Regions from separate parts of the Mus musculus genome. Here all the other regions are linked to region 6. A link is a loop called in an ENCODE intact Hi-C map of the cell type or tissue named here. Cell type or tissue: left cerebral cortex. All regions are shown on one strand. Region 1 has its middle 6.8 kb from the start of Tmem86b. Region 2 overlaps Ppp6r1 (protein phosphatase 6, regulatory subunit 1). Region 3 holds the start of Tmem238 (transmembrane protein 238). Region 4 holds the start of U2af2 (U2 small nuclear ribonucleoprotein auxiliary factor (U2AF) 2). Region 5 overlaps Ssc5d (scavenger receptor cysteine rich family, 5 domains). Region 6 overlaps Ptprh (protein tyrosine phosphatase, receptor type, H). Region 7 overlaps Ube2s (ubiquitin-conjugating enzyme E2S).

Region 1 (4,000 bases), 66 kb after region 6:
CCACATCTCTGCTAACACTACAGACAGGCCACTATACCCACCCAATATTTACACAGGTGTTGTGGATTTGAATGGAACCACCTTTCTGTGTGTGCATGCACACGTATGTATCCCCTTGACCTGGATCCCACTTTGGGCCTGTCTCTGGACCTTCTTTTCCTCAAGTTCCTCTCCATTTCCATCCCTGTAATTCTTTCAGACAGGAACAATTATGGGTCAGAGTTGTGACTGTGTGATGACAACCCCATCCCTCACTTGATCCCCTGTCTTTCTGCTGGAGGTGGGCTCTATAAGTTCCCTCTCCCTACTGTTGGACAAGGTCACTCTCTTTGAGTCCTGAAAGTCTCATCTCTCAGGTGTCTGGTGCATTCTGGAAGGTTCCCCCAACCTCCTACCTCCTGAGGTTGCTTGTTTCCATTCTTTCTGCAGGCCCTCAGGGCTTCAGTCCTTTCCCCTCACCTAATACCAGATTAGGCCCCACCCCCCTTTACTTCCCAGACCCCTCCCTCCCTCCCTCCTCACTTGTGATTGCTTTCTTCTCCCTCCCAAGTGGAACTAAGGCATCCTCACTTGGGCACTTCAGCTTGTTGACCTTTTTGAGTTCTGTGGATTGTATCTTGGTATTCTGCACTATTTATTTATTTATTTATTTATTTATTTATTTATTTATTTATTGGCTAACATCCACTTATTAGTGCGTACATACCATACATGTCCTTACAGTGTACTCAGATACATAAAAATAAATAATCTTCTTTTAAAGATTAGAAATTAAAAGGGCGCTGGGCGTGGTGGTGCACATCTTTAATCCCAGCACTTGGGAGGCAGAGGCAGGTAGATTTCTGAGTTCGAGGCCAGCCTGGTCTACAAAGTCAGTTCCAGGACAGCCAGAGCTACAGAGAAACCCTGTCTTGAAAAAAAAAGAAAGAAAGAAAGAAAGAAAGAAAGAAAGAAAGAAAGAAAGAAAGAAAGAAAGAGGGAGGGAGGGAGGGAGGGAGGGAGGGAGAGAGAGAGAGAGAGAGAGAGAGAGAGAGAGAGAAAGAAAGAAAGAAAGAAAGAAAGAAAGAAAGAAAGAAAGAAAGAAAGAAAGAAAGAAAGAAAGAAATTAAAAGGGCTAGAGTTGCCTCAGCTGTAGTGTGCACTCTTAGAATCTACCACTGAGGGCCTAGAGCCATGGTTCAGTGGTAGAGCATCTGCCCTGGCATCTACCAGTGAGGGCTGAAGTGGGGCTTAATAATTACAGTTCGTTCCTAGCCCTAGATACAGCCCTCATTTTGCATATTACAGCTTATAGGGAATCATCATGGACCTGTGTGAATTCAAGGCCAGTCTGGTTGGTCTACACAGTGAGTTCCAAGAGAGCCAGGTGTGGTGATGAACACCTATAAGCCTAAAATTCAGGAGGTGGAGGCAGACATGTCAGACATTCAAGGCCATCATCCACTCCTCCACTACACAGTGAGTTTGAGACCAGCCTAGGCTATGTTAGACTCCATCTCAAAATTTAAAAGAGGAGGAGGAAGAGAGGAGGAGGAGGAAGAGAAGGGAAAAGAAAGGAAGAGGAGGAGCAACTTAAGGAAGGTTTATTTTGGCGCATAATTTCAAGAGTCCACAGTAATGGGAAGGATATGGTAGCCAGAGCAGCTCCATCTGTGGTAGTGGGAACTTCTTCACTTCTCTGTGGGTCAGGAAGCAGAGGGTCCAGGAAGGAGGCTCCAGCTCCACCTCCACCAAGATCCAGCACCCTGCCCTTCCTCCAAACAGTACAAGTTGAGCACAGTTAAAAATACATAATCCTGTGAGGGGCATTTCACATTCAAACAAACCATAGCAACTAGTATTTTAAAGGGGTGGTGGTGGAGAGATGGCTCAGTGGTTATGAGTGCATGCTGGGTTTTTTTGTTTTGTTTTTATTGTTTGCTTTCTTTGGAAGCAGGGTCTTGGTTAGCCTAGAAGTCACTATCTATGTGGATGAGGCTGCCTCTGCCTCCCAAGTGCTGGGATTAGAGTGTACTGCTTTGTGTACTGTTCTTACAGAGGACCCGAGTACATGGGATGGCTGCCTGAACCATCTCACACACACACACACACACACACACACACACACACACACACAGAGAGAGAGAGAGAGAGAGAGAGAGAGAGAGAGAGAGATTGATTTTCTGTCTTAAGAAAAACCAGGAAGGGGGGAGGGGGGCGGGGAGAGATGGCTCAGCAGTTAAGAGTCCCAGCAGCTCCCCCAGAGAGTCTGAGTTCAATTCCTGGCAACCACATGGTGGCGCACAACCTTCTCTAATGGGATCTGATGCCCTATTCTAGTACACAGGTGTACATGCAGATAGAGCACTCATGCACATAAAATAAATCATTAAAACAAACAAACAAAAACAGGACCGTAGGGAAAACAAAAACTCACAGGTTGTTATAGTGAGGCTGTAGGAAACTTGCACCTTGCACATTGGTAGAAATATAAGGTGGTATGGCTGCTGGGGGGATCCTGTAACAGCTCTTCAAGGAATTAAAGTTCAACTAGCAGGCAGGGGAAGCTCAGTGGTAAATTACTTGCTGTGAAAGCATGATAACCAGAGTACCATATCCAGCACCCATTAAATCCCAGGCCTAAGAGCACACACAAACCTGTAATCCCAGCCTTGGGCTGGTGGAGACAGGAGAATGTCTGGAGCTTGCCAGCTAACCAGTCTACCCTGTGAGCTCCATTTCAGTGAGAGATGAGCTCAAGGGATGGTTCAGTGGTTAAGAGCACTTAACTGCTCTTGCAGGAAACATGAAGGTTCACACCTGCCTGCAACTCTGCTTCCAGGGTATCTGATGCCCTCTTCTGACTTCTGCTGGCACTGCAGAAGTCCTGGGGTAGGTATATTTAAGATGGTAAGAAACTATCAAAGAATAAATAAAGTTTGTGAAAATCTTATTTTGACAAAAAAAAAGTTAAAGTTTTTCCACTTCTGCGAAGTACCTAGAATAGTGGGATTTACAGAGATAGGAAAGAGGACTGGGATGCTATTTAGTGGTTATAGAATTTCAGTTTTTAACCAGTTGTGCTGGTTCATAGCACTTAGGAAGCTGAGGCAGAGAACTGCTGTGAGCCTGAACATACATGGACTACAGTGAATTTTACACCATCCTGTACTAGAGAGTGAGATCTGTCCATAAATACAAGACAGGTTAAAAGATGGTTCAACAGGTAAAGTACTTGCAACACTTGTATGAGGACCAGAGATCAGATCCCCAGAATCCCCAGAAAAGATGGGTGGTTATGGCAGCTTGACCGTAATCCCAATGGACAAGAAGTAGAGACAAGGAATATCTGGAGAAAGCAGGCTAGCCAGCCAGTATAAGTTCAGCAAGATTCTGCTTCAATAAATAAGGTGGACAATGATTGAAGAAAGTCACTCAATGCCAACCTTGGGCCTCTGTAGGGAGCACACTCATGGACAGCGCTGGGGAAAACAGGAATGTTAAACATGCAGGTTGTCTTTTCAAGGAAAAGATGTAGATCTTCTACTTTCTGCCCAGAAGGCTGGAGATGGAGGTGCTAATAACCTAAGTGACCCTTGTGCTATCTGTAGGGTCAGACTACAAGCTCCCACAGCAGGACAGGAGGCAATTAGTCAAGGTGGTCTCTGCCTTACCTATATGGCCAAGGGCTCCTCCAAGCAGGGTCAGAGGTGGCTAATAACCCACATGAGCTAAACACTGTGTGACCAAGGCCACATCAGATCCTCCCCTAGGCCCATAATACATGTAACTTTTCTCTAAAACCCATCTTCATGAATGTGGCATGTACTTTGAGAAGTGCTAAGATGTAATTATGCCTCCTTGTGCACAAGAGATTGTGTTATACCTGTAAACTTTTGTTTTCAAATTGTACAAATAAAGGGCTGGTGAGATGGCTCAGTGGGTTAGAGCACCCGACTGCTCTTCCGAAGGTCCAGAGTTCAAATCCCAGCAACCACATGGTGGCTCACAACCATCCGTA
Region 2 (4,000 bases), 85 kb after region 6:
CATCACTGGAAGAATGCAGGTGGTGAGTGTTTACCTAGGGATAGGATGATGGAGAGTAGTCAGGACCTGCTGAAACCCCCAGACAAGAGCAGGGCAAGAAGCTCTAGGAAGTAGGGGCATGAGCCACATTCCAAGTCAGGCCTCACCAGATCCACTGTGTTCTTCTTGTTGGTCTCGGCCAGGGGTCCTGACACAAATGCTTCCCATCGCTGCTGCTGCTCCTCTGGCAGCTCTGAGCACATGGATAGGGAAGAGTGTGAGGGGAGAACCCCAGCTTCCAACACCTGCCTCTGCAAGCTGCAGTTTCAGTCAGCCTCGTGCCTTACCCTTTAGCAGTTGTCCCAGTTGTTCAGCATTGGGCCCCTGTTCTGCATTCTGCACCACAGCATTGGCCACCCGAGTCAGGTGGCCCATGTAGCCTTTCCTTGGGCCCCCTCCAGACCTGATTGAGAGTGGAGGTCACCGATGGGTGACAGGCTAGATGCCTGGGCTATCCAGGCCCCCAACCCATCCTCCCACTGTCTGTCCTATCTGTCCCCACAGGAAGGCTGCAAGTACTGACTGCACACGGTCGTTCTCCTCCCAGGATGCCAGAATGCGCTCCACCAGGCGGCAGTGCTGAAGGAGCTGCAGGAGAGCAAAGAGGACTTAGCTTGGGGATCTCTACACTTCCAGAGCCCAGCAGATGGGGAAGAGGCCTTAACTCAGCAAACACAGATCACCAGAACCTGAGCCTGTGAGCAGAGGAAGGAAAAGTAGGAGCCAGCGTCTCCAGCTTGCTTTAATTCTGGATTTCTCTTTTTCCTTTTCTGATACAAGGTCTCAGGCAGGCTAGCCCCAAACTCTTTATGTAACCTCCCAAGTGCATGACCACACATGCTTTTTTACGCTGTGCTGGGGACGATGGGGAACTTCATGCATGCTAGGTACTACCTAGCCAAGTGAGTTACATCCCAAGCCCTAATTTTGTTTTCTCTGAGACTATGTAGCTAAGCTAGACTCAAAAAGTTGAGATCCTCCTCTCTAGAGCTAGCATTAAGGTGTGCTAGCATGCGTTTTGACTTCTCACACAGAGTATACAGAGCCCCTCATTTGCTCAGAAAAATATCCCTAGTTTCCCCACTCTCTACTGCCAAGTCATAGCATTCACTGGCCCTCAGGAGACACCAATTTCTCCCCAGCTGTATATACCACAGCCATCCCAGGTACTGATGTTGCCCAACAGACAGGGTAAAAGTAGGAGACAGTGGCCTCAGGCACCAAGTCCTCAGGGGGAGGGGAACAGGAGTCCTAGCTTACATGTTTCACGATAGGGTTTGGGACAGGTGTCTCAGAGCTGCTGTCTGGAGGGGGCCCGGAACTCAGCATTGCGCTCACACACACTTCCACTTGAGCATGCAGGAAGTTGTTGAATACATAGTGGAAGAAGAGGTCCTGAGGGAGTGAGGATACAGGCTGATTTCAAAAGTGCTCTGCACACATCTCTGTTTCCCTGACCCCTGATCCCATCCCTTGTACCAGTAAGGTGTTGGGCACATCCAGCACCAAAAGCTCCTGCGTCAAGGCAGCGGCGTTGGCACTCAGGGCACTGGCCAGGAGCTTGACCACGTGTAACCTCGTGTTACCCAGTGGTGGCGCCAGACTGCCCCACGTCATCTGCAGAGGCTCCAGCTACAGGAACAAAGAAGGCTTAGTGCTCACAGGGTACTTTCTTTTCCACCCCCACTTCCCGCTAGAAGCACAACCCATGTCTCCCACCTTGGGAGGCTCAAGCAGGAGCTGATGGAAGCGATCAAGCCGGGGACGCAGGGCATGCAAGGCACCCATACTAGACAGTGCATCATCCAGGGCTCCCTGAGCCAGGAGCTCCAACTGCCCATCCACACTGCTAAAGAAGTTGTTCATGGTCACAGAGTCAGACCTGTGAAGGAGAGCAGTGTGAAGGCAGAGTAGAGCCACAGAGGCTACAAAAAATGGGCCAGAAGAATACCATGGCCTTGTGCCTCAACATCCAGAGCCTTCTAACAGGTCAGAAAAGAAGAGTAGAGGGCAGGCTGACTGGGGAAGAACCATCTCTCTTACTAGCCATAGTTCTGAACAATGGCCATTCAGTCCTTGAGGCTCTGAGGGACTATCGGTGCAGGGAGGGGCAGTAAGCCACCTTAGAGTGGTATACCTCACCTTGGCCTCCTAGGTTCCAGGAGGGTGAGCAACACCTGGATCCCACTGACAATGACAGACTGGCACTGCTCTCCCTCAAACATGTTACTGAGGAGCTGCTCGATGGTCTCCTGCCTGGGAAAGAGGAGTCAAAGTCAAGGGGTCAAGGGCCAGGATTCCCCCAGGACAGCTGCCACCCCAGGCCTCAATACTGATTCTGCAAACCCACTTCTCCAAGGTGGCCAACAGCTGGTCTGGCTCCGGGCTGTCCTGGCCTTGGATCATCTGCTCGCGGCTTAGGCGGATGATGTCACACAGGGACTGAGATGCATTGGAATGTTGCTGGGGAAGCAGAAACAAGTGAGTATGCACAAGTTAACCATCTGCTCCCAGCGTCTTCCAGGCAGAAAAATAGTAGTCACACGGACACAGGATATGCACTATAATGAGAAAGCTCGTACCCAAAACCTCAAGAAAAGAGACGCTCATGTGTGCACACGGAGCACTCACTGCTCAATCACACACTCAACAGCTGCCCAATAGGAAGCAAAAGCCAGCCGGGCGCGGTGGCGCTCGCCTCTAATCCCAGCACTCGGGAGGCAGAGGCAGGTGGATTTCTGAGTTCGAGGCCAGCCTGGTCTACAAAGTGAGTTCCAGGACAGCCAGGGCTACACAGAGAAACCCTGTCTCGAAAAACAAAAACAAAAAAAAAAACAAAAAAAAACAAAAAAAGAAAGCAAAAGCAAAGCTCAGTCCACCCACACTGGGATATTTACTATTCAGCCATGAAAAGGAATAAGGCATTGACCCATGCTACAAGAGTTTCGTGTAGCCCAGGCTATCATGTAGCTTAGCCTTTGCTAAGAAGCAAAGGAGGATACTTGGCTTCGCACTCTCTGCCTCAAGTCCCTGAGAACTGAGATTACAGGTGTGAGCCACTCTGCCTGGCTTATGTGGCCCCAGGGCTTCCTGAAGCCTAAGAAAGCACTGTAAAACCTGAGCCATACTGTCAGCTCCCCTGCCCATCTTTTAAAGCATAAAAGGAACATAGAACATAATCTGAAGGAGGTTTGGAGATGTCAGCCAGCACTCACATTGTCATCCTTTGATGGGTGAATCTGCTCAATTAGCCGCTGGACAATCTTCTCTTCGTTGAGCCACTGACAGAAGAAAACAGTAAGTTCCTAAACCAAATGCCAGCCCATCCCACTCCACCGACCACTTCCTGAGTAGGCTCCTCACATTGAAGACATCCTGCCGCAGCTGAGGCCGCTCCACACAAGTCAGCAGACGCAACAGGAGATCCATGATGGCTGAGGTACCAATGTGCCGCAGCAACAGGTCCACAAAGTCATCTTTCTTGCGCAGGAAGGACACAAGCTGGGGGCACAGGCTGTGTCATAGCATAGGGTCTTGACCCCCCCCCCAACTCCTCCCCCACATGTTGAGAGTCAGTAGGCACCTGGTCTGTCTTGCGATTGATAAGAATGCCCATGACTTTGCTGAAAAAGCTAGCAAGCAGCGGGTTGAGGCTGTCACCACTCTGCAGGAAGCCATAGAGTCGGTTCAGGAGGGACTCATCTGCACCCAGGGCATCGTTGATCTGGGGCACATCAGAGGTCAGGATTTCACAGGCTACACTAGGGTACCTAGGAAGTGAGTACAAGGTAGCTGTGAGTGCAGAGAGAAAGTGGAAGCACTGCCTTCATTCCCCACATCCAGCATTAGGCTCAGGGGGTCCTGCATCTAGGAAGGGAAACCAAAGAGAAATAAAATCCCCATTCAATTTCTGAGCCCTCCTCAGGCTTCCTAAGAACCCACTGAGAGGCCACAATTGACT
Region 3 (4,000 bases), 230 kb after region 6:
TTGTCCATCAATCCGTGTGTAATACATTTATCCCATCTACTTAGGGATCCGCATCCTATCCATTATCACCCTTTCCTGAGCCACACTTTTTGCTGGGTACTGTTAGAAACAAAGACACCAGAGACCCCAGCTTTACCTGTCTGGGGCTCTGTCAGATGTGGTAACCAGCTCCCACAGAGATATACCATATGGCTAGTCAAACAGCGATAGGAATGGGCTCAGACAATATGAATACTCAGAGGAGTGCGCTGGTGCCTAAAGAGCATTCTGGAAGTTTTCTGGTTGGACTGCAGATAGCAATGGCCCTCCTCATTATGGGGGACATCTGTCCGTCTTTGGCCTGAATTAAATACAAATAAAATTTGGGGAAAAGAACTTAAAAACAGAGGTTTAAAGATGGGCGTGGTGGCACACGCCTTTAATCCCAGCACTTGGGAGGCAGAGGCAGGCGGATTTCTGAGTTCGAGGCCAGCCTGGTCTACAAAGTGAGTTCCAGGACAGCCAGGACTATACAGAGAAACCCGGTCTTGAAAAACCAATAAATAAATAAATCAATAAATAAATAAAAATAAAAGCAGAGGTTTTACACATCAGTCAATGGCCTGGGTTTGATGAGATGGCAAGAAAGAAGCAGGAAAGCTGGAGAGAATTTAAGAAAGAAAATACAGGGGTCTCAAAAAAAAAAAAATGGCGCATTGGGTAAAGGTGCTTGCCACCAAACTGCTGACCTGAGTTTGATCTCCAAAGCCTACATGCTGGAAAGAGAATAGATGCAACACAAACATTGTGTCACAAATGCGCGCACACGCACACGCACGCACACACACACACTAATAAAGGGCCAAGAGTGGTGGCACATGCCTTTAATTCCAGCACTCCGGAGGCAGACACAAGCTGATCTCAGTTCAAGGGCAGCCTGGTCTACATATCAAGTTCCAGGACAGCCGTGAAGCCCTGTCTTAAATATCAGAGAAAGGGAAAGGAACAAGGGTGCTTTCCCTCTCTGTGCCCACTGGTTCTTCTTTGCCTCTGACTTCACATTAGGACCGCCTGTCTGGATGAATGGCACTCTTTCATTTGTACATTTGTGTGGTCCGGACAAGAGTGTCACCTACTTTCGGAGCTTCTTGTACAGTAACAGTAATGAGCTCAGAGAACTGGCTACAGGGAGGATGGCATGAGGCCTGGTGCACGTGGAGCAAAAGGAGGAGGGCGTGCTGTGACTCCCAACTTTGTCCCACCCATCCTTCCGAGTCTCTGCTATCTCTGACTCACTCTCCTGCAGTTTCCCCTTCCAGCGACATGTCCGTCTCCCCACCACATCTCATTCTTTCTGGTGTCCTCACCTGGGGCTCACTCGCTGCCCGTGCCTGCCGCCACGGACCCCGCCTCAAGCGTGGCGAGCTGCAGGCGCACGCGGCGGGAGCCGGAGGAGGAGGGCTGGGGCGCGCGGTTCGCTCTGCGTGCTGAGCGGAGACCGGCTGTGGTCCGGGGACTGGCGGTGGCGGGCGCCGACCAGCGACGGGACAGCTTGCGCGCCAGGCGGGCAATCGCCGAGGGTCGTAGGCCGTAGTCACGCTCCAGCTCCTGGCGCGAGATCTCGATGTTGCCGGTGTACCAGAGAATCCAGCCCAGCAGGCTCAAGAACACCAGCAGCGCCCCAGAGTAGATGAGCAGGTCCCCGAAGTCGCGGCCGCGCACCTGCAGCTGCGCGAACACGCCGGTCAGCAGCGCCGCCATGCCCGCCACGTCCAAGGCCACGGCCAGCAGCAGCGCCATGCGGCAGCGGCCCAAGCCGGCCGCTGGAGCCGGTGCGGGCGCGGGTGGGGACGAGGCGCCGACCGCGGACGCCTGCGAGCCGCACACCGGTGACGCTGCCGCCATGGCCCTCGGTGGCCCGCCGCCGCCTGCTCCCCGACAGCGTCCCGGGGTGCGGCTTCCCGGGGCGGAGTTAGGGCCCGGCGCCAGGTGTGCCCAGTGCCTGCATGGTCACCTGAGCTCACAGCCTGGACCTGGTGGCCCGAATGAGTCTCTTGTGTAGCTCAAAGGTCTGGGAGGATCAGCGGCGCACGACCCTGTCCATTAAGCAGTGCCAGATGACTAGGGCCAAATTTCAGGGTGGCATAATGTAGCTAGATAGTGTTTCTACTTAGTGCCCGTCTCCCGAGGGCTACCTGTACCACCAAGTCCATAGTGAAACAAAATGGGGATCAGAAACAAAAAACCGGGCATGTTGGTATGTAGCTCGCTTGGTGGAGTGCTTGCCTACCATGCTCGAAGTTCTTGATTTCATGCCCTGCACAGCATAAAATCCAACAACAGCAACAACAACATTCTCTGGAGCACAGAATCAGCAGCCAGAGCCCTGAAGCTGTCTCCATGCTTGTCTTTTGAGATCTCTTGTGAGTGTAGGGCCTTGTTAACCCAACCTGGGAATACAATGAACCCATCTCCCAGGTGCCAGCTGACACCTTGTGTACACAATATACTGAGCTCAGGGCTCTGTTAGTGCTCAGATGTTAGCCTGACAAGACCTGCCTTCCTGTTCCTAGCCACAATTCCCGAAGTGCTCAGGAAAGGTGTCCCTGAGGAGATGGCATAGAAATTGTAGCTTTAGCCTGACAGTGGTGACCCATGCCCTTAGTCCCAGCACTTGAGAGGCAGATCTCTTGATTTCGAGGCCAGCCTGGTCTATAGAATGAGTTCCAGGACAGCCAGGGCCACACAGAGAGATCCTGACTCAAGTCAAACCAAACCAAAACTGTGGCCTTTTTGCTATTATTTTTTAAAGATATATTTATTGTTATATGTAAGTACACTGTAGCTGCCTTCAGACACATCAGAAGCCGGGCGTGGTGGCGCACGCCTTTAATCCCAGCACTCGGGAGGCAGAGGCAGGCGGATTTCTGAGTTCGAGGCCAGCCTGGTCTACAGAGTGAGTTCCAGGACAGCCAGGGCTACACAGAGAAACCCTGTCTCGAAAAAAAAAAAAAAAAACAAAAACAAAAAAAAAACCAAACAAACAAACAAAAAAAACAACAACAAAACAGACACATCAGAAGCATCAGATTCCGTTAGGGATGATTGTGAGCCACCATGTGGCTGTTTGGAATTTGAACTCAGGACCTTCAGAAGAACAGTCAGTGTTCTTCCCCACTGAGCCATCTCACCAGCTCCAACTTAGAGAGAATTTAATGGGTATGGCCAGGTCACTCTGGAACTGAGAGGCATCATGGCACAGGCAAATGGTTGGGCCAAGCCATGGTCCACACTAGGAGGACCCAACAGCTATTATAGGGAAGTCCTGATCTTCCACACATCTACCCCTTAAATGAGTTCATTCTCCCTGGGGTGGGAAACCTCGAGACAGTTCTGAACAGAACTAGTTCTCCCAAGACTCTATCTAGTTTCAGAGTTGGAGAAAACTGAGGATGATGGAGGAGAAAAATCACATTTTCCACCGTGATGCTGCCATTGGTAGCCTGCAAACAAACCATCCGTGAGCCTGTGAATAGCATAAAGGAAACACACTTGGACACACACACACACACACACACACAGACTAGCTGCAGTGGGAGTGTATGTGAGTATGGCCCAAAACATTATATACACATACAAAAATGTTATGTAAACCTACTTTATGCATGATTAAATGCTAATAAAACATTAAGAATGACTGTGGTGGGCTGGAGAGATGGTTCAGCGGTTAAGAGCACTGATTGCTCTTTCAGAGGTCCTGAGTTCAGTTCCCAGCAACCACATGGTGGCTCACAACCATCTGTAATGAGATCGCATGCCCTCTTCTCGTGTCTGAAGACAGCTACAGTGTACTTATAAAGAAAAGCTGCCGGGATTGGCCAGGTATTGCTGAGGACAGACATGGAATGTTTCTGCATAGACAGAACCAGGCATGAAAGAATAGGTATTTAACACTGCAGCAGTACATTTTTAGAGAGGTCTGAAAATGGTTCATTGGGCACTGGTGTTTGTGTGGGACACG
Region 4 (4,000 bases), 500 kb after region 6:
ACTTCTCTCATTTCCTATCTTGTGATGAGACTGCCCTGTAACTCATCAGCCTCAAGCACTTGGCATAACTGTCTCCCAGAGTCTATATTTCCAGCCCAGGTTCCTCATCTTAGGGGAAATGTCCCTTTGTCAGTAGACCCATTGCAGTCTACTGGATTCCTCAGAGGGGCCCTGCCAGCACCCCAGGATTTCTGAATGATGCAGTCATCATCCATTAGAGGTACCCTGAAATACCAATCAGGGTTCTGTCTTCCCTCTACCCTGCTCTACATTATCATGCCTCATGTTTCTTATTCTTCAAAGGCTGTGGGGGTCCCAGTACCTCTGTCTCCTAAGCTTCACCTTAGGGTCCTGAGCGGATCCCACTCCCTTGTCTTGCTCTAATCTACAACTAGTAACAGCATGGTGGTGTCACCTCTTCTGACAGGCAGGGCCCTATCTCATTAACCTGTGTTGACTGCCATTCCCAGCACATTCCCCACTCAAGGCTGCCCTTTCCCAGAGCTTTAGCCCTGGTTTCTTGGAGTACTTAGCCTTTATTCAGGCCATAACCCTAACCTCTGTATCCAGCTGAGCTGCTGGCAGGCTTTCTCATTGCTAACCATGGCAAAAGCTCTAGTAAAGGGACCTAGCACTGGGATGGGGACATGCATACCCTCTCTTCCTATACTGAGAGCTCTATCCAGGGTGACTCCTATCTTTCCCTGGTATGACTGGGCAGAGTCTTGGTTTCAGTTCTCAGGAGTTCATCCTTCAGAAGATGCTGAGTCTGAGTTGGCTCCCTATCTAGGGGAAGGTAGTTAGCATTTCCCAGTACCCAAACTGAACCCTGACTTCTGTAGGAGTCTGATATCCAATCCTCCTACCCAGAGGCACTGTCTGCCTCTCGGATTTTGACTCTTCACTCTGGAGCTCCCCAGGATACATTTCCCCCACAGAAACTCTGCATAGTCACAGATTCTCATGAATTCCCTGGACCTGTTTCAGTCAAGTTCAGAGCCTAGAAAAATGCTCACACTATTCCCCGAATCCCAGCTGGCTCTATGGCATTCAGTGTAGCTAATGTCTCTACTTGGGGACTTCACCCTGCCCTCATTCCGAGGACTTGGCCTCCATGTCCATCTTTCCCCCCTCAGGGCAATTATAGGACATTGTGTCACAGTTCACTTTTGTCTCTCTTTAGAGGACTACTGCCGGATGAAGCCTGGACCTCGGAGGGTTGATGGGGACAGCAGGGCTGGGGTTGGAGAAGCCTCAGACCCCGAGTCGGCAGCCTCCTCCTTCAGCGGGGTTTCCGAAGACGGAAGTGCCAGTGAAAGGAAGAGGCAGAAGCAGAAGGGAAGTACTAGCCGGAAGCGATTTGGGAAGACCAAGGCTCGAGAGAGGCAGCGGGGTGAGTGGGGAGTGGGTACATGTGATGGGTGTGTTGAGGGGTTGTGTACCCAGAATCGCAGTGTGAGCTCTACAGTGATGCCCTAACTCTCCATATACAAAACAATCAGACTCAACTTCATCTCACAGCCCTTTTCGGTCCTGAGTTAATTTTAAATTTCGTTTTACACCAACCAGCAGATTTAGTCCTGTGTCATCAGAAAGGAGGTCTCTGGGCCCATCTCCTTTCTTCTGGTGTCCAGGCCTGCCTTCAATTTCCCTGGTCTACTTCTTGCTCAGGTCTTAACTGTTTTCCATCTTGTTATCCTTTCTCTTCCTGTATGGGGCTCCTCATGTGTCCCCACTTCCATGATTTCTTGCTTGCTTGTTTTCAAATCTGTGTGCCTTTCACCCCTTTTCCTCTTTATGCCTGCCTTCCTGTTTCTACCTGGGTTCCCCCATGTCTCCTTCCCTCATGAGTGTCTTTTCCAGTCCTCCTCTTTCTGTCCTCTTGGTCCTGCAGTGAAGGATGCTGATGGGGTCCTCTGCCGCTACAAGAAGATCCTGGGCACCTTCCAGAAGCTGAAGAGCATGTCCAGAGCCTTCGAGCACCACCGTGTGGACAGGAACACCGTGGCGCTGACCACGCCCATCGCAGAGCTACTCATTGTGGCTCCCGAAAAGCTGGCTGAGGTGGGAGAGTTCGATCCATCCAAGGAGCGCCTGCTAGAGTATTCCCGCCGCTGCTTCCTGGCACTGGACGACGAGACTCTCAAGAAGGTGCAGGCTCTCAAGAAGAGCAAGCTGCTCCTGCCCATCACCTACCGCTTCAAGCGGTGATGCCGCCGCCCCGCACGCCTCCCCCCCAGCAGATTGCTGGCTAGGTCGGCCTTCCCGGGGCACCGCCAGGGCTAGAAGCTGCCCTTCCTGAGCACTGGGCCCTGCTTCTCGGCCGCACACGCTAGGCACCCCGTCTCCATTTCACCCCGCAGGGGCTGCCAGCTAGGCCTCCTTAGCCAGGAGTAGCCCATCTGCATCCCATGCAAAGACAGAGTATTATTCTGAGAGTTTAAATTAAAGAGACATGAAAATTTTCAATAAACTGGGCCCCAGGTCTTACTAGGAAGGGAATATGCTGGGAAGGGGTGGCCGTCGCCACGGAGACTGGGACAGGAGCGCTCAGCCAGAAGCCTCTAGAGAGGTTGGGGAGGGTAGGGTGTAATTAGCCCCAGGAGGCAGAGGTGGGAAGCGGAGCAGTAGGAGAAACTGAGGTAAGACGACTTTAAGAAGGCAGCGCCTGGGGCATTGATTCAATGAACGTTTAGCTGAGCCAGCCCGGAGGAGGTACCGGGGCGCTGGGTAGACTCTTTTCCGCCTGCCCGCCAGGGGTCAGGAGATCTCTCGGAGGTGTCACATTCGGCGCTTGCGCAGCAGGAGCAGGGGCGGACAATTTAACGCGATTGCCTTGGCAACCGGGAGAGAGCAGTCAGGTTTAACCGTCTTGAAGTTAGTGCCTTGGGGGCTGAGGTTGGCGGTGGGGGAAGGGGTGTGTGGGAGGAGATCGGGCGCACGCGCAATGTGGATTTAGAATGGCGGATCCTCCGGAGCGCTGAGAAAAACGTGCCCTAGACCGCTACGCAGGCGCAGAAACCCCTCTCCAATCACCGTGCGCAGGCGTCCCAAGCTGAGCTAACAACCTCCGCAGCGGCCTCGAACACCCTTTGTCGCACTGGCTGCTACTGTCCCACACACTTTCTCTGGCCTTCCGCGAGGTCAGTTTTTTCAGTTTTCTCCTAGAGAGCTAGGGACCGAAAGCTGAGACCCCGCCCCCTCCCCCGTAGCTATCTGGCCCACCTCCCATCAGTCCTCCCTCCCTTTTCGGGTCTTTAAGCCGAAAGGAGCCGAAGCAAGAGCGGAAAGAGCCGAACTTCCCTCCTGGGCGTGAGACCTTCCCGAAGCAGTGGCGGAAGGGACCGATATTCTCCGGAAGGGGCGGAGTGACCCTGTGGCGCCTCCGGAAAGAGCCGAAGACTAGAATCGGGCTTAATCTCTAGAGGGGCGGTGAGCGAGCGCTGGAAACCTTCGGAAAGAGCCGAAGGCCCGGACGGTTAGGATTGTTGGAAGTGACTGACCGCTTGGACAGGGTCGGCGAGGGGTGGGACGGATTTCCAGAGGAGGCCAGAGACAGACGGTTTGAGTTGTAGGAAAATCCGTGTCTTTAGAGGGGGCTGGTGTCGGGGAACGCGAAGACTCGCGGAATCCTCCGAACGTTGAAACGCTAGTTTCCGAAAAGTTACCGAAACTCGGGCAGCCGGCATAATCCTCGCTTCGGGTGATTTTGACGGCGACCGCCGCCTTCCGACTGCTCCGTCCGAGAACAGCCGACAGGCTTCGGAGCCGAGCTCGGGGAAGTTCCGGGGGGGGGCGGGTCGGGCGGGACGAGGGGGTGGAGCCTGGGAGGGGCGGGGCTTGGGGCTTGATTAGGTAGGCGACGGAGTGCCGGCGGGGGCCGGAAGTAGCCGAAGCCAGCGGCGGAAGTAGCCGGAGCGGGCGGGCGGCAAGGCGAGGCGAGAGCTGCACAGGGCCCTACGCGGCCGCCTAAGCATGTCGGACTTCGACGAGTTCGAGC
Region 5 (4,000 bases), 390 kb after region 6:
AAAACTCGCATAGTCACATGGTTAAGATTCTTTTTAAGGACTTATTTTGTGGTTCAGGCATGGTGGTGCATACCCTTCATCCCAGAACTCTGGAGGCAAAGGAGGTGGATCTATGTGAGTTTGAAACTAACCTGGTCTATATAGCAAGTTCCAGAACAGCCAAGCTACACACACACACACACACACACACACACACACACACACACACACACACAGCTCAGTGAGACCAGAAGAGGACATCCAATCTAAACCTGGCATTACAGGCAGGTGTAAGCTGCCTGAAGTGTGGGTTGGAAACCCAAAAGATGCTCTTAACCACTAAGCTATTTCTCCCACCTCAGCAAGGGTAGGCTTTAAGCTCTAAGAAGGGCCTCCATGGATCTCTCTGGCTGCTAGAACATCACCACAGATCTAGTGGCTCATGTTCTTGATCTTCTGTAGGTCAGACTTCATGGGTCTGACTGATCTAAGATCAGGCAGGGCTGATCCCTAGGGGAGAAGCTGCCCTCTTGACTTTTCCAGCTCCAGCCCCTTCCTTCGTCAAAGCCCGGAGTGTGTTGCCTTTCTCTGGGCTTAATCGTGTCTTTAGTCTTTCCCCTGAGATTCACCCTGGAAAGGTTTGTGTATTCTAAGTATTTATGAGACTCAGGAACGTTTTTTCTTTTTGTTAATTATTTATTGTCACCCATTTATTTATCTATTTATTTTAACTGTATTATGTTTGTGCATGTGTGTATGTGTGTGCTATGGCTTAAAAAAGGCTGCTTGGGACAGCATGATAGTTCAGTAGATAGGATACTTGGTGACAAACCTGACAAGTATTGTTGGAGCACACATGGTGGAAGGCACACATGCACTAATAAATACATGTCATTTTAAAATGTAAAGGGAGATTGGAATTCCAGGCCAGCATCAGCTACATGAGTTCAAGTTCAGTGTGAGCTACCTGAGACTGTGTCAAAAACAATATTGCTTTGAACGGAATCAATGCACGCATTTGCTTTATGGGATAACCTCTTCAGGTTCTGCGTTTACTAGCCAAGAGCATCCTGACCGGTGACAAGGTGACATAGGCTGAGGGGCTGAATGACGGGTGAGCTGTGGTAATGAGCAGCAGGAAAAAGTGGAAGGAGGACTCAACTCTCTTCCTCACACATCTGCAGATGACCAGGGAGGTTATGAGTCTTCCTGGACGTGGGATACACCTTCAGGAAGGGGTCTGTTCAAGGGGACCCCCACCACAACCAAGCCTGGATCCACAGTTACCACTAGCACCAGCAAGAGTCCCGGCCACCCCTTTCCAGCTCCAAGGGCCCGTGCAGGTGAGGCATGGGCAAAGAGGCCTGGGGAGTATGTGTCCTGGGGTACAGAGATGGGCTCCAAGCTCCTAGGGGTAACTACTTCTTACTTCAAAGATCAAGCAGAGAGACAGCCTCGAACTCACACACTTCCTCCTGCCTCTGACTCTAAAAGGCTGGGGTTGAAAGCATGGGCCACCACGCCTGACTAACTCACTTCTTTTCATTCAGTTTAGAACCCCAGCCCAAGCGATAGATATGGTTGTTTCTCCCTCCTCAATAAAATCTCTCTGTAAACTCCCATATAGACATGTTCAGACCTGTGTCCCCTGGGTGATTCCAAATCTTGTCAAGTTGACAGTGAACGTTAATTATCACATAGAGTCTCACTGTGGGTGTTTCCTAGGAGTCTTCTCGTATCCCAAAGCGTGTTCATCTTTCTGGTCCCCTGGGCTCTTTCTCCACTCTGTACTTGTAGGCATCTGTGTTCCCCGCATAGGCCACCAGGTGGCGGCAGGGACCTCGCAAGAGTTGAGGAGGAGGGGCACTAGGGCCTGGTGAAATCTGCCGGTGACCCATGATGTCACGAAGATCTTTGCCTTCCCATTGGTCTTCTCCTCAAGGGACTTTGCGGAATACGTAGATAGGGCAATAGGGCAGACTGACCTCTGACCGATCTGCCCCTCTTTTCTCCAACTCCAGGTTCACCAAGGAAGCCAACACCTGAGCGCCGGCCGCTGCCCACCTCAGCCACCACCTCATCTCCTGCTTCCTCCTCTTCACCAGAGCCTTCTGGCTCACGGCAGACCTCTGGCTCCTGGCCACAACTCATCCCAGACTCAAAGCAGGAGGGGACCTCTAGCTCCCCCAAACCATCTCTACTCACCCCAGGACTTCCCTCCCCAGCAACCTTTGCCTTGTCCACTCCTAATACCAGTTTGCTTCCAACACGTTCCCCAGAGCTTTCAGGCAGCCCAACACCCACCTCCCCTGAAGGGCTAACCTCTGCCTCCTCTATGCTATCAGAAGTGAGCAGGCTTTCTCCTACCTCAGAGCTGACTCCAGGACCTGATACAACACCAGCACCTGAAATAATCCCAGAAAGTTCTGACTCCTCAGACCTCCCCATGAACACCAGGACCCCCACACAGCCGTTTACAGCCTCTCACCCCACCAGCATCCCTCAACTCAACACAACTTCTTACCCCACCATTGCCCCTCAACCTACCACAAACCCTCAGCAACCCAGGAGCCCTCACCCCGCCACAAGTCCTCAACCTCCCACCAATACTCACCCTTCCTCAACCCCTGCCACCCCTACAGAGTCCCTTCCATCCTCCCGAAAGACAGAACTTTCCTCTCCCACTAAGCCTAGACTAAACTCAGAGTTGACCTTTGAGGAAGCCCCATCCACAGACGCATCCCAGACGCAGAACCTAGAGCTCTTTCTAGCCTCGGAGTCCGGCCCCTCCAGTCCCTCTCCAGCCTCAAACTTGGACCCACTACCCACAGATGCCTTCAAACCACCCAGAAGCCAGACCTTACACTCAGCTTCAGACCACCTCACTCAAGGGCCAACCCCTAATCACAACCCAGATCCTTTTGGGCCATGTGTGTCCCCATTACCACCAGTAAGGGTCATGGCTTGTGAGCCACCTGCCTTGGTGGAGCTGGTAGGTGCTGTGAGGGAGGTGGGTGACCAGCTGCAGAGACTGACCTGGGTCCTGGAGCAGGACCGGCAGGAGCGCCAAGTCCTGGCACTGGGCCTAGCCCAGTTGGTAGAGGCTGCTCAGGGGTTGGGGCAGCTGAGTGAGACTGTAAAGAGGCTAGCAGAGGTGGCCTGGCCCCCCAGCACTCCTGTGCCCATGACCACCACCACAGAGGAGGAGGAGAGGCCTCTGAGGGGAGATGTGTGACCCACTCTGAAATTCACGGTGCTTAAGATACTCTTAAACAAAAGCCAACGTATGTACAATCGAAGTGTGGGTGTTGTTACTGGGGAGCAGGGGCTCTGGAGGGACAGAATTACAATGCTGATCCTAACTTGTCAATGCCATCTGTGATGGCGTTGGAGATCATGGTGAGGTGATGGCAGTTGATGGTCATGTGCTCACGGTATTGATGATGATGGCAGGGTGACAGTGGTGTTGATAGGGATCATGGTTAGTGACAGGATGGCGCTTATGGTGAAGGTCATGGTGATGGTCACAATGCTGTGATGGTGGTTGGTGGTCATGGTGGTTGTGATGATGGGATGATGGCAATAATGGTGTGATGATGTCAGTGGCGATGAGCGTGATGACAAAGATGGTGTGGTGGTGTTGTGGTATAATGATGAAGATGGTGGTCACGGTGTTACCGATGAAAGCCGTGATTGTGTGTGGATGGTGATGGTGATGTTAGTTGTGAAGGTTATGATGGTGTGGGGGAGTAATTTTGTGGTGACTCTGGTGATGGCGTTGATAACAGTGATGATGGTATTGGTGGTGGTGGTGATGGTGAACTGTGGATGGTGGTGATTACAGTGGTGATGGTATTGATGGTTATGGTGAAACACAGTGAGTGTGATGGTGGTAGTGATGAAGAGGTGATGTTGGTAATGGCGGAGACGTGATGACACTGATGTGCTAGCAATGCTGGTGCTAATGTTGATCATGCTAGTGGTGATCATTATGACAGTCCTGGCATTGATGAATCTGTGG
Region 6 (4,000 bases):
GCACTGGATGCTCTTCCAGAGGTCCTAAGTTCAATTCCCAGCAACCACGTGGCAGCTTACAACCATCTATAATGGGATCTGATGTCTCTCCTGGCACACAGGCATACATGCAGACAGAGCACTCATATATAAAATACACAAATAAAAATTCAAGTAAAAAAGCCTTTAAGCACTTTGGGGCTGGCAAGATGTCTCAGCAGTTAAGGGTCCCAACACAAAGCCTGACTACCTGAGTTCCATCCTTGTTAGTCTCAAGCTGGAAGGAGAGTACCAACTCCCCTGGGTTGTCTTCTGACCGCCACATACCATGTATACTCATAAAACATAAAAGTAAATGAGGCCCAGTGCATTTAGGAGACGGAGGCAGGCAGATTTCTGTGAGTTTGTGGCTAGCCTGGTCTATGTAGTGAGTTACCATGATTCTGATTTAGCAGTGCCCTGACTAAAATACTCTTAAGGAAAGGTGTCAAAGATTAGTCCGGACTCATCTGCAGACACAGCAGTGTGGCTCACAGCAGCCCAAAGGTGCAAGCAATACAAGACGTCCATCAGTGACACGGTCAAAAGCCCAGTGTTCATGACACCGAGACAGGAGAAGCACCAAGAGTTTAAGGCCAGCCAGGACTAGATAATGAAAGCTTCCCTTAAAATAATAATACAAGAGCCACGGTGGTAATGCACACCTTTAATCCCAGCACTCAGGAGGCAGAGACAGGCAGATCTCTGTGAGTTCAAAACCTGCCTGGTCTATAAAGAGAGTTTCAGACAACCAAGGCTACACAAAGAAACCCTGCTTTAAAAAAAAAAAACCAACCAAACAAAACAGAGGCCAACAAGTTGGCTCAGCAGGCAAGTCACTAAGTCACTAACCTATCAACGTGATTCCCTGAATTTGATCACTAGGACCCACATGGTAGAAAGAGAGAGCCAACTCCTTCACACACACACACACACACACACACACACACACAGTGCACACCAACACATGCATGGATGCCATTAATGTAATTTAAAATTGCAATGGAGCAAGCGTCCATCAGTGAGTAAATGGATAAACTAAATGTGGTCTACCCATACAACAGAGAACTAGTATTCAGTCTTTAAAAAGAAGAAGATGGAGCTGGAGAAATGGCTCAGTTATTAAGAGCACTGGCTGCTCTTGCAGAGGACTTAGACACCCACATAATGACTCACAACTATCTACGACTCCAGTTCCAGGGGACCCAGAACTCTGCTGTCCTCTGTGGTACTGCCATAGATGGTGCGTGTATACACATGCAGGCTAGACACATTACACATACACATTACACATAAAACACATAAAACAAAAAACACATAAAACATAAGAACAAAATAAAATCTTAAAACAGACAGAAAACACTCTCCAAATTCCTCCCTTAGAAGGAAATTGGCATCCTTGCTTTCCCTTGCAAAGCTCCACCTGACGGTGTCCCACCTGACTTATCTCTCTTGTATTCACAGTGTAGCAGGAGAGTCCTTGCCCGAATACCGACTGTTCTCAGTCCTAGACAGAGTAACTCCACTTGCAGCCATTTATCTGTTCTTTATATGAGACCTCCACAAAGCGAAATCATCCGTTCCACAGTGTGACAGTTTTTTCTGAGACTGCCGGAATCCCTCACAGAAGCCAGGATTCACAGACTTTCCCAGAGCCTGGTGGTGTGCCTTTCCTTACCGCAGCCTGTAGTCACTTCTGCTGTTTGAACACACGGTGGCGCGCAAGGTCTAGGTTTGCATCCTTCCTGCTTTAGTCACGTCACAAAGAAATTTGCCTGATGTAGGTGAGGATTGGCTCTTGGAGAACTCAGACCTCTTTCTATAGGCAGCAAGGCACTGCAGGTAATCCCTAATAGGCTCGCTTGCTCATCAAGCTGCGCTTGTTTGAGCCCTCTGACCTTTTAGTGCCATCCCTGTTTGGAAGCAGTTATTTCTTTTCCAAGCCCCTGGTTAATTCACAGGACACACCTGAGTTACTTCAAATCTGTGCTCACATTCTTCCTAATTGGCTTCGCTTTTCCTCTAGCAATTTTTTTTTTTTTTTTTTGATTATGTGTTTTATTTAGTGTATTAGCGGGGTGAGGTAGGGGAGCATGCATGTGCCCTGATGTGTGTGGCGGGAAGTCAGATAACAACTCGTGGGAATCACACTTTCTTTCCACAGTGTGAATCCTGCGAACTGGACTCAGGACATAAGGCACCACCGAAAGTACCTTCTAGATGGAGCTGTCTTGACAGACTACCTTCTGTTGGTTTTGTTTTTATTTATTTAGGTTTGCTTTTTGTATCTGAGATAGAGTTTTGCTGTGGAGTCTGGACTGTTTTGCATCTCACTACGTAGATCAGACTGGCCTCAGAACTCACAGAGATCAGCGTTCCTCTGCCTCTGAAGTGCTGGGATTAAAGGCGTGTGCCACCAAGCCTGGCCCTCTCCTATGGTTTTAATGTTGTCTAGTATGTTCCTCAGCCTCCCTCTCCTCTCTTCTTGCTTTATTTGTCTCCACACATAGATCAAGGTCTAGAATCTCTTGCCTTTTAGCAATTCCTGGTGCTAGAACACAAGTTAGTTTGATACCCAAGACCCACATATAGAAAGAGAGAACCAATTCCCACACATGATCCTCTGACCTTCTCACATGCAACTTGTTGTGCGGACACATAGATAGATAGATAGATAGATAGATAGATAGATAGATAGATAGACAGATGTAAGAAATTTGGATGGAGACTGGAGAGATGGCTCAGTGGTTAAGAGAATTGGTTAATCTTCCAGAGGACTCAGATTCAATCCCTAGCGCCCACGCCCACATGGCCGCTCACGACCATCTGTAACTCTGTTAGATCTATTGGGATCTAATGCCCTCATCTGGCCTCCTCAGACACCAAGACTGTGTGCAGTAAACAGACAGACGTGCAGGAAAACATTCATACACATAAAATAAATAAGACTTTTTAAAATTAGGCTGAATATGGTCAAACATTATTACATACTGTACTGGCTAGTTTTGTGTCAACTTGACACAGCTGGAGTTATCACAGAGAAAGGAGCTTCAGTTGAGGAAATGCCTCCATGAGATGCAATTGTAAGGCATTTTCTCAATTAGTGATCAAGGGGGAAAGGCCCCTTGTGGGTGGGACCATCTCAGGGCTGGTAGTCTTGGTTCTATAAGAAAGCAGGCTGAGCAAGCCAGGTGAGGCAAGCCAGTAAAGAACATCCCTCCATGGCCTCTGCATCAGCTCCTGCTCCCTGACCTGCTTGAGTTCCAGTCCTGACTTCCTTTGGTGATGAACAGCAGCATGGAAGTGTAAGCCGAATAAACCCTTTCTTCCCCAACTTGCTTCTTGGTCATGATGTTTGTGCAGGAATAGAAACCCTGACTAAGACAAATTGGTACCAGCAGAGTGGGGTATTCCTGTGACAACCTGACCATGTTTTGGGGAGGTCTGTGGAAGGACTTTGGAACTTTGGTCTTGAAGATCCATTTGTTGTTAAGAGCTCTGTGGGATGTTGTGTAGGAGCTTGGAAGATAATGTTGAGAACAGTGCAGAAGATGGAGGCCTGGCTTGTGAAATTTCAGAGGGAAAATTAAAGACTCTTTTCAGGGCCATTGCTGTTTTGATTGTGAAGATTCTGTAGTTCTGGTTAGCTGGGGCTGAAGAATCAGCTGTGATTAACAAGATACCAGAACTACTAAAGCAAAAACTTTGCATTACTGGGACTTTTGATGCTGGTTAGCTGGAGCTAAGAAATTAGCGGTGATTAAGAAGAGACCAGCATCATTGAGGTGACATCTTCTGGGAAGTGTTTTCTGAGAGCACAGTGGCTGCGTTCCAGATATAGCCAAAGTTGTACCTTGTGCTCTGGCTGGACTTGGTAACGTGTAAGGGTCACCCAGGTGGTACTGGTTTTGAAGGCATGAAGGAGTTGAGCAGAGCAGCTGAGGCTTGGCACTGTGAGAGGCCATGGAAGGCCATTGGTGAA
Region 7 (4,000 bases), 250 kb after region 6:
GTGATACATCCATTTTTTCTTTTAAATTGTATTTGCTTTGGTAATGTCTCCATGTATGTCTGAGGGTGTCAGATCCCCTGGAACTGGAATTAGTCGTGAACATATGTGCATCTTGGCATTTGAACCTGGGTCTTACCTAGTCCTCTGGGTTTCCCCACCACTTGGTTATCTTATAATTCAATTCTAGCACTACCTAGAAATAGCATAGGCCTGGTCATCTGACTTCAGAAAGCAACCCTGATGCTCAGTGATTTGCTGTCCTAGCTCATAGAACTCAGTAAAGAAGTGTATTAGTGGCTTATTAGATATAAAACACAACCAGCTGGGCAAAGTCAAGTACATCTCTGAATTTGAGGCCATCTTGGTCTATACAGCAAGTTCCAGGCCAGCCAGGATTTCAGTGATACTTTGTCTCAAAAGCCAATTGCCCAAGAACCCCACCCAGAAGCAGGACGACATGGTGGCACATGCATATAATCCCAATATTAGTGCTAAGATGGGAGACTTACCAAGGTGAAGGCCATCCACGGCTACATTGTGAGATCCTATATAAAGACCTACATTTTCCTAACATCCCTGGGGTGCTTGAAATCCCAAGGGATTTAGAGAAGGTATATCACAGCAGCAGTTTTTTCCCATTAAATTGAATGTATTCTTTCAGAATGCCTGCTTCTCTTATGGACACTTTACACTAAACTTGGGCTTGAGATTTCTTGGATCAGTCCTATGAATTTGGTATATATTTTTTAAGATTTAAAAAAAAATTTTGTGTGAGTACATTGTCCATGTCTTCAGACACACCATAAGAGAGCATCATATTCTATTATAGATGGTTGTGAGCCACCATGTGGTTGCTGGGAATTGAACTCAGGACTTCCTGAAGAGCAGACAGCGCTCTTAACGGCTGAGCCATCTCTACAGCCCCTGAAAAGATTTTCTTACAGTCCTTTGTAGGCATACATTTTTTGCAGTCTACTTTTTGTTTTGTTTTGTTTTTTTCGAGGCAGGATTTCTCTGTATAGCCCTGGCTGTCCTGGAACTCACTTTGTAGACCAGGCTGGCCTCGAACTCAGAAATCTGCCTGCCTCTGCCTCCTAAGTGCTGGGATTGCAGTCTACGTTTAATAAGGGTTCAACCTCTCCTCTAGCCCACCACGCAGCAGAGGTAGTGGAAAAGTTATTAGCATATGGGGGAAGTGGACTTGTTCAGCAATACTTCATGGGGGGGGGGGGGGGCAAGCTTGATCAGCCCCATAGCAAACACCCAATCACTACTCATCAGCTGCAGACCAGTCCTCTAGGCTGACAGCTACAGTTCAGTCCTCTCAGCAGGTCGACAGCAGGCACAAACCAGAAGCTATAGGTTCAATCCTGAAGAAACCACAAGGTTTGCTAGCTGGACTGAGGCAAGGTCTCAGAAGGTGCAAGTAGTTCTTGGGAGCAGTGCTCTATGCTATCACCACTGGTGGGGATCAACACCAGCACTTAAGGTGAACCGGTATGGATGTGTCTTTATTGGAAAATAGCGAGGCAGAGCAAACCAAACCAAGGCTCAGTACTCATCTCCCACTGTCTGTGGGGTCATATTTTTATACTCCATCACATATTCTTTTATGAATTTGCTATATCAAAACATCCTTTCATCTGTCAGCTTTAAGCAAGACACCCTTTTGTGTCCCAGCAAAACATTATTTGACAAAACTTCCCAAAGAAACTAGAAGTTTCCATTGAAGTCCTTTGATTTGCTCGGTTTGTCACACCTCTGTAGGTTAAGAGGGTATAGACTTAGTTCTGATGGCCCTCTCTCCCCAGGGACATTACTGGGGTAGGAAACCCAGTTCAATCTCAGTAGGAACCCTCAGGTCAAAGCTCTTGTTTTTCACTATTTTTCTTACATAAGACGAAGACAAGACCCCAGACAATAGAAGATAAAAGCAAGCTTCCCCTTTAATTAAGGGTCATATTCTTTCATTCTTTTGGAGACAGGGTCTTAACTATGGAACCCAGGTTGGTGTCAGACTCAGGAAAATTGAGAGTTGGGAATACAGGCTTGGGCTACCATACCCAGCACTTAAGTTTTTTACAACTTGCTCCACTATTTAATATATCCCTTCCTTTAAAGTAACTTTAAATAGCATATAGTTGCTTGTAGTTGGGAACACAACTCATGGAAACTGGTTTTTCCTTTGAATAAATATGTGGGTTCAATCAGGGCTTCAGGCTTCACACCTTTACCCATGAACCATCTCAACCATCCTCCCCTTTTTGAAGGTTTTGTGTGTGTGTGTGTGTGTTAAATCCTCTAGAGCTGGTATTTTAGGCAGTTGTTGTGCTAGGAACCTAGTACCTCTGAAAAGAGCGCCATATACTCTTCAACACTTGACCTATCTCTACACACACACCCTTAATGACAAAGCTGGTTCAAATAACCTAAGGACATTAACAGAAAGCATATACTGCCCTCTGGTGCACAGACCTAGAATCTCTTCCACTTAGTTTACAACAGAACTCAAGACAAGTTATCACTCCCATTAGACACCACGCCCTGCTTTCACTAAGCTATCTTGTTGGTCCACAACTAGCTTTGTAAACAATTTTCTGTTTTCTCTGTGTAGCTCTGCCTGCCCTGGAATTGGCTCTCGTGCTGGGATTAAAGGCGTGCGCCACCACGCCCGGCTTTTTTTTTTTTAAATGTTCACATGTTTCAATTGGTTGTATGTCCTGTGCACCATCTATGTGCCTAGTGTTGATGAAGGTCAGAAGAGGTGGCTGGAGTTCCTGAAACTGAAGTTACAGTTAGTTGTAAACTGTTATATGGGTGCTGACAATCAAACCCAGGTCCTTTGCCAGAGCCAACAGCTCTTACCTTCTGAGTCATTTCCCTAGCCTCTCAGTATCTGGAATTTTGACATAACAAGAGGCAAGAACCTTATTCAGTCCTGATAGGCCAATGTGGTAGGGTAGGCTCCTACAAGAGTGCTACATGAACTGTATTTAAATGGGCATAGTGGAGCATGCCTTTAATCTCAGCAACCAAAGGCAGAGCCAAAGCAGGTCTCTGAGGTCAAGGCCAACCTGACCTATATACTCAAGTTCTGGGCCAAAAGAAAAACAATAAAAAAATATTGCCATAGGCTAACCTCTCAAGAAGGCCAGTAGACACTTCATTTTGCCCTGTTGATCCCTAAGGAAACAAAACTTATGCATGTCTTTCAAGGCTTTTACAGTTTAAAACAAAACAATCAAACAGGGAGGAGGGAATTTAAAGTCAGAGCTGAGATGAGATGTAACCTTGCCCCAATTCAGGACCAGATTACTGAAGACAGTTCTAGAGCAACACTTCTTAAACCTAAGGCTCTTTGACCTTTAGGCAAACTTGTCTCCAAAAATATTTCATAGCAACAAAATTACAGTTAGAGCCACTGGTCTAGAGGAATAGACAGTGGGTTTCTGCTCCAGCTTAAGACTCTAAGCCCCACTCCACAGGGCAAAGGTGACTCAGATCCTAATTGGAGCAAGTCAGACTTGGTACAGAAGAATGCCAGCTACCCTAAGCCACAATACAGGCAGAGGTTCTAGACACTTCAGGCATAGAAACTGCTTTTCCAACTTTTTATTTAGAAAACCAAATCCAGGTTCTGGTGCCCCCCCCAACTCCCTCCCCCACCCCAGCCATAATTTAAATAACTTAGAGACAGAGTGGGAGGGGACAGAAGGGAGGGAAGGAGAAAGAGCCCCACTACAGTCGCCTCAGTGCTCGCTTCTTGTCCAACTTTTTCTTGGCTGCCAGCTTCTTATCTCGCTCACCTGCATGTTTCTTGGCCATGGGACCCTCAGCTCCCCCTAGGACCCCTGGGATCATAGGGTCAGCAGAGGAGGCTGAAGCCCCACTGGCCAGGTCTTGGGTAGCCTCAGCCCTCCCGCTGCTGGTGCTGCATGCACCCCCATGGATTTCTGTGAGCAGACGGGCCCGGGCAGCATACTCTTCATAATTCTCCAAA

The links. A loop is a pair of places that touch in the nucleus more often than their neighbours do. Peaks named below come from ENCODE experiments on the same cell type or tissue, not always from the same donor. Only the 100,000 strongest peaks of a DNase experiment are listed, where the experiment ranks them.
Region 1: a loop joins it to region 6, with 2.6 times the contacts of the local background. A loop is called at or near these places in 19 of 42 quality-filtered maps.
Region 2: it touches region 6 in a loop (2.9-fold over the local background); 2 of 42 quality-filtered maps call a loop at or near these places.
Region 3: it touches region 6 in a loop (3-fold over the local background); 20 of 42 quality-filtered maps call a loop at or near these places.
Region 4: a loop joins it to region 6, with 2.3 times the contacts of the local background. A loop is called at or near these places in 6 of 42 quality-filtered maps.
Region 5: a loop joins it to region 6, with 2.5 times the contacts of the local background. A loop is called at or near these places in 18 of 42 quality-filtered maps.
Region 7: it touches region 6 in a loop (6-fold over the local background); 20 of 42 quality-filtered maps call a loop at or near these places.

What each region holds. Positions count from the first base shown.
Region 1 is chr7:4,621,715-4,625,714 of GRCm38, forward strand. No RefSeq gene overlaps it. Among named protein-coding and RNA genes, the nearest start is that of Tmem86b, 6.8 kb to the right of the region's middle. In left cerebral cortex, CTCF peaks have their summits at 2,280 (motif pointing right) and 2,847 (motif pointing left); DNase peaks (open chromatin) are centred at 2,289 and 2,817.
Region 2 is chr7:4,639,747-4,643,746 of GRCm38, forward strand. It overlaps Ppp6r1 (protein phosphatase 6, regulatory subunit 1), which reads right to left. Exons shown (of 24, transcript NM_172894.2): 3 at 3,623-3,809; 4 at 3,403-3,540; 5 at 3,255-3,320; 6 at 2,390-2,502; 7 at 2,182-2,295; 8 at 1,759-1,921; 9 at 1,519-1,671; 10 at 1,300-1,434; 11 at 563-627; 12 at 327-442; 13 at 147-232; 14 at 1-34. Among named protein-coding and RNA genes, the nearest start is that of Tmem86b, 11 kb to the left of the region's middle. In left cerebral cortex, a CTCF peak has its summit at 1,631; a DNase peak (open chromatin) is centred at 1,638; H3K27ac peaks cover 392 bases.
Region 3 is chr7:4,787,659-4,791,658 of GRCm38, forward strand. Tmem238 (transmembrane protein 238) reads right to left here and starts at 1,902. Exons shown (of 2, transcript NM_029384.1): 1 at 1,347-1,902. The coding sequence starts at 1,884. The coding sequence ends at 1,354. In left cerebral cortex, a CTCF peak has its summit at 1,508; DNase peaks (open chromatin) are centred at 1,255, 1,433 and 1,911; H3K4me3 peaks cover 1,332 bases; H3K27ac peaks cover 1,279 bases.
Region 4 is chr7:5,058,313-5,062,312 of GRCm38, forward strand. Ccdc106 (coiled-coil domain containing 106) reads left to right here. Exons shown (of 5, transcript NM_146178.2): 4 at 1,184-1,393; 5 at 1,895-2,473. The coding sequence ends at 2,211. It overlaps U2af2 (U2 small nuclear ribonucleoprotein auxiliary factor (U2AF) 2), which reads left to right and starts at 3,831. Exons shown (of 12, transcript NM_133671.3): 1 at 3,831-4,000. The coding sequence starts at 3,976. In left cerebral cortex, CTCF peaks have their summits at 1,995 and 2,761; DNase peaks (open chromatin) are centred at 2,005, 2,913, 3,320 and 3,881; H3K4me3 peaks cover 2,362 bases; H3K27ac peaks cover 3,566 bases.
Region 5 is chr7:4,941,551-4,945,550 of GRCm38, forward strand. It overlaps Ssc5d (scavenger receptor cysteine rich family, 5 domains), which reads left to right. Exons shown (of 14, transcript NM_173008.3): 13 at 1,164-1,322; 14 at 2,001-3,278. The coding sequence ends at 3,214. Among named protein-coding and RNA genes, the nearest start is that of Ssc5d, 18 kb to the left of the region's middle. In left cerebral cortex, a CTCF peak has its summit at 1,800 (motif pointing right); a DNase peak (open chromatin) is centred at 1,849; H3K4me3 peaks cover 506 bases; H3K27ac peaks cover 266 bases.
Region 6 is chr7:4,555,216-4,559,215 of GRCm38, forward strand. The region is part of intron 12 of Ptprh (protein tyrosine phosphatase, receptor type, H); the gene reads right to left. Among named protein-coding and RNA genes, the nearest start is that of Syt5, 9.7 kb to the left of the region's middle. In left cerebral cortex, a CTCF peak has its summit at 1,734; DNase peaks (open chromatin) are centred at 1,236 and 1,728; H3K27ac peaks cover 209 bases.
Region 7 is chr7:4,804,417-4,808,416 of GRCm38, forward strand. It overlaps Ube2s (ubiquitin-conjugating enzyme E2S), which reads right to left. Exons shown (of 4, transcript NM_133777.2): 4 at 3,598-4,000. The coding sequence ends at 3,739. Among named protein-coding and RNA genes, the nearest start is that of Ube2s, 5.9 kb to the right of the region's middle. In left cerebral cortex, a CTCF peak has its summit at 2,471 (motif pointing left); a DNase peak (open chromatin) is centred at 2,476.